2 separate regions of the Homo sapiens genome follow, and region 2 is linked to region 1. Evidence: read pairs that join two places in POLR2A ChIA-PET (ENCODE). Cell type or tissue: Panc1. All regions are shown on one strand.

Region 1 (2,500 bases):
CTGAATTCCTTTAAGACAGAAGAGGAGGGAGTATTACGTGCAGAAACAGAAGGATGGAGGTGCTTGCTGACAGATGGAGGCTCCAGAGGACATTGTCTGACATGATAGAGCTGGGGGGAAATTGGCAGAAAAATTGGAGGAGGGCTGAGAATTCTGCAAACAAAAATATAACCTGAGGGCCTGATATTTGGGAATGAGGGTAAGAGAAAAAAAAATTTCCCGTCTGAACAGGGACACACAATCACAAGGAAACAACAACAGCAACAACAACAGCAACAGCATTTTCTTAAATACTTTGTGTACCTTAAAGAGAAGCAGCAGATAACTGCGAATTAGTAATTAATCTTGCCATCATTATTGATATCATCATAACCTTATTACATTATATTAAGTGAATCACTGGAAATATTAAAATACTCAATGCGACTAATAAAGTTTTCTTTCCCATTTGAATGTATATTGTTAATGTGGAAACTCAAATGTATAGCTGGAGAGGTTCTCTTCTCAGGTGATGCCTCTCTACCACCTGTCTAACAATTCCTTGTAGCCCCAGGGCATTTTTTGGAGTCAGCTATTTGTACTAAAAGGGAACTAATGAATAGTGCAAATGCCACTAAAAAAAAAATAGAGTGGCTTTATCAGAAGGCACAGATGTTAACTTATCAGATGCAAGGAAAGGAAACTCTTGCTAATTGGATCCTATTCTCCCTCTGTCAGTTTCATTTAAGGAGACATTTAAACAGTACACAGCTGGAATTTGGAAGTTTTCTTTAAACAAGACTACATGAAACCAAGCTGGTTTAGAGTACTTCTGTGTCTACCTCTTGTTTTTTGTTTTTTTTTTTTCTAGCTTGGCTCGCCTGTTGACATGAAGCTATTAGTATTACAATTAGTACTGAAATACATTATTAAGCAAACAGAAAACTTTTCTAAAAGATAGGAAGGCTTAGGGAATTGACACCATGAGTAAGAGTGGTGAGGTAATATTTTTAGTCCAATCTCACTTTGCGACTGATTTTAAAAGAACCATAACACTTTAGAATTCAAAGTGACTTTAGATATTCGTTAGTCCAGTTCATTCATTTTCTAAGTTAGCAGTTGATGTTCAGAGAGGTGAAATGGCCTGTTGAAAAATCATAGTGATATTCATAAAATGCCCTCATGAGTAGCAAACTTTCTTTAACTCAGATTAGTGGGGCTTTCAACATGTTATCTTGCCTCCTTCTCAAATCACAAGAGATTAAGATGTATTCATCTTTTTCTTGTTTGTTTGTTTCAATCTTTCACATTATCTCCATTTCTTCACAAGTTCCAGGGAAAGAGAATTTGAGATTTCTCTTTTATCCATATTTTTGATAGTGCCTAAAATAATAACAAAACCCCACCAGCCCTAAGAAGATTTTTAAATAAAAGAATTATAAAATTTCGCCTGTGGTTCAAGTGCAATGTTTAGATATCTAGAGTAGTCATAAAAAAAAGCAATTGAATGAGAGAAGTTTTTCCAGGTGAAAAATAAAGAAATTGTTAGAATGCTCTCTCCATTGAACCATAGGCAGATTATCTTAAGTGACTTTGCTGTACTATTTCCCAAAATCAAACAACATATGGTTACCCAGGCCTGTTAACTCATTGCATAGTCAATAGATCATGTTGGTCTATTCAGTGATTTAGCTAAATGTAAATAGTTTTCAAAAGTGTGTGATGCTTCTACAATTTATTTCACATTTTCATTAGCAAGCTCTAATTTATCTGACCTGACCACACCTATAGAATATTAAATTTCATGAGAGACTTAACCTCAGTGCCCAGCAGAATATCTGACACTTGTAAGTTGCCGCCCCTTCCTTGGTTTCCAGCTTTCATGTTTATTTTCTAGATTTAAAAATATTGCATTCACTATGTATGTTGTTCATATGTTCATATATTAGGCAATAATCCTAATTCCTTTATTTTTATTTTAATTTTTTTAAATTTTATTTTTTATCTAAAACCAAGCCTTTATCAAAAAAGTGTATGCTGAGAAGAATTTTAAAATAAAAAACTAACACTTCTAGTTTGGAAAATATTTACTTCACCAATAATGAGCATTGAGAACTTTATTCCCATCACCTTTAAGAGCTAGGGAGTAAATAAATACTAAATAACTAGAGCTGTATAACTGAATCCACAAAAGTGACAGCTGTTTTTTATAACCTCAATGTTGGGCCACAGATCAGTAAAAGAAATAACAACACTCCACTTTTCTAGATACCTAAATGTGTACTTGGCCCAGCAGGTGGGCAAATTAATCTTGGGAAGTAGAAACATGAGTTCTCAGGGCCTGTTATGGTTCCAAGAACAGTGGCCACTGGGGCTGATGGCTTCCGCATCATTGTGGAGAAACTGGCTTTCTTGGCCAGTTTTTAGACTAGGAGCTTAAACCACCCGTGAGTAGTAGTAGCATACCGCTGTGATCCGAGAGAAGTTGGAAAACGTGCATTAGCTGGAATCCTCCCAGAAC
Region 2 (2,500 bases), 70 kb after region 1:
TTCATTATGATCCAGTGGGCTGGAAGGTACCAGTGTTAAGCTATTTCTTTTGTTCATTTTTTGGTGACTTTTCCTCCAAGCTAACTCTTTAGTATTATTTCACTAGTGCTTAGCAGCTCTTCCATAAGAAGAAATTGGAAATATAATCCAGTAAATTGCATTAATTTGGGGATGGGAGCAAGACACACATTTTAAGAAAAAGTTGGCAGAATGAGATGAAAATTTAAAAATTATAATTTTCAGTTAGTCACTCCTTTATTTTGAGCTTGCTGCATTATATGGAATTCTGAAATATGCCTAATTTTAAATGCACATATATCATTTTATCATTGTATTCATTTATTATTTTGTAAAAATCTGTTAACAGTAAGCCTAAAGGCCATACTTAAGCTACCATCCTAAAAAAAATATGAAGAAGCTCATTTGAGTCTTTTAGAAACAACATCAGTCTATTATATACAGCACATATCAACAATACATTTCACTTTCAAACTATCGCATAACCCATCCTGCAGTTATTCATGGATGCGTTTAGAGGAGGTTATTTTCCCCCTGACAAAAATGGGCCATTTTTCCCTGTTTAGCAAAATCTGGAACACAGATCATTATAGTGCTTTTGGCAGCTAATTTGAACATCAGTGACTCAACTTTGAGAAGAGCCTTTTTTCTGCCCTAAAGAATCTCTGAGTTTTCAGACTCCAGTAATTGAAAAATCCCCAAACACTCACTCACAGAGGAGATACACATTACTGCAGGAACAGTCTACAAATTGTAAAGTATTCAATTTACATCCCTAGCACCTCAGGGCAGTTCTGAAGAATTTATATCTTTGGGAACCTTTGAACTAACAAAAGATAACATTTCACAGTAAAGTCTACTTGCATAAAAGTTTTTAACTCCCTTCTTTCCTTTTGCAAAGAAACTACTTCTTTCACTTGCAATTCTAACTAGGAAAAGTTTATATTCACTAAGACGCAACCATAAAAAAGGTCGGACAGAAAATAAAAGAAAGAAAGAAAAAAACTCACAAGATGATGCCTGAATTTATGTTAATCACTCCCAAGCCCCCATGGCATGGTTATTACAACTCTTAGTTTTAAAATAACAAAGCACAAAATGATTTTATTTTTGTGATTGTACTTCAAATTTGAAGAAAAACATGATAAAGGGGTGGATTTTTATTGGATCCTTATTGCTTTTATTGGAACATTAAAATTTGGAGCATCCATGCAGGCAACCCCTTGTCAAAAGGTTCTGATTAACAAATAAAAATTCTTCTCCTTGTTAATTACCACATATACTTCCACAGCCAATGAACCTTAAATGATTCATTTAATTTAAAAAATATGGCTCTATAGTATTTGGTTTTCCTTATTTCCCAGCTTTTGTAAGTGAAGCAGTAAGAAATCTGCAACGGATTAAATTGGACCTATATTTTCTAGGTAGGGAATGGTTTTTCTCCGCCCCTCCCTCTGGCTTTTTTTTTTTCTTTCTTCCTTCCTTTTTTTTTTTTTTTTTTTTTGAGATAGAGTTTCGCTCTTGTTGCCCAGGCTGGAGTGCGATGGCACGATCTCGGCTCACTGCAACCTCCGCCCCCTGGGTTCAAGCGATTCTCCTGCCTCAGCCTACTGAGTAGCTGGGATTAGAGGCACGTGACACCACACCTGGCTAATTTTTGTATTTTTAGTAGAGATGGGGTTTCGCCATGTTGGTCAGGCTGGTCTCAAACTCCTGACCTCAGGTGATCTGCCCACCTCGGCCTCCCAAAGTGCTGGGATTACAGGCGTGAGCCACTGCGCCTGGCCTCCTCTGGCTTTTTGATCAGAGATGATTTCTGGCAGAGTAATTACTAATCTTCTGACATCTGTGGCTCAGCCCAGTTTTAGCATTTGGATTGAAAATACAAAAAGCAAAGGAAAAACCCTCTATGAGACGCTCTCTAAATTTTTTAATGAGCGTATTCATTATCAATACTATAAGTATTGTAAAAATAAGGAAATGTAACGATAAGGAAACAGTTTAAATGCAATAGTCTGATAAGCTTTTTTTTTTTTTTTTAGGTTAAAACTTGATCAATGTTTCTGTTAACTAATAATCTAGGAATCAACAATCTCATAAAACTGGTTTATTCAGCCCAGAAAATTAGGCAATCCATCATGACTGATTTGCTCACATTTCCGTCTGCAAATAAGTGAGATGGAAACTTTAAAACCAATAAGATAATGCACTTTACAAATTCAACTGAGAGAGATGGATAAACTAAGATGCCACTGGCATCAGTTACAAAAAAAAAAATCTGTCGTGTTTCCAATTATTTGAGCAGATTTTTGTATCCCAATTTGCTGCCAGCCTGGCTGCATCTAGCCCCCTCCTCCTGTTTTCTCAAACCAAATCATCAGGTCTTAAATCAGAACGAGCTCATCATATCATCCTATGAAAGGCCATCAGGGGATAAAGGACACCAGATGTTATATGAGTTTTCTTTTAGGCTTTCATTTCA

Evidence for each region. ChIA-PET counts read pairs that join two places held together with the same protein. Peaks named below come from ENCODE experiments on the same cell type or tissue, not always from the same donor. Only the 100,000 strongest peaks of a DNase experiment are listed, where the experiment ranks them.
Region 2: POLR2A ChIA-PET joins it to region 1 with 5 read pairs; 3 of 35 experiments call an interaction of 5 or more read pairs at or near these places.

Annotation. Positions count from the first base shown.
Region 1 is chr6:9,331,882-9,334,381 of GRCh38, forward strand. No RefSeq gene overlaps it. Among named protein-coding and RNA genes, the nearest start is that of HULC, 680 kb to the left of the region's middle. In Panc1, no CTCF peak of the experiment used is centred here; no DNase peak of the experiment used is centred here.
Region 2 is chr6:9,401,453-9,403,952 of GRCh38, forward strand. No RefSeq gene overlaps it. Among named protein-coding and RNA genes, the nearest start is that of HULC, 750 kb to the left of the region's middle. In Panc1, no CTCF peak of the experiment used is centred here; no DNase peak of the experiment used is centred here; H3K27ac peaks cover 2,408 bases.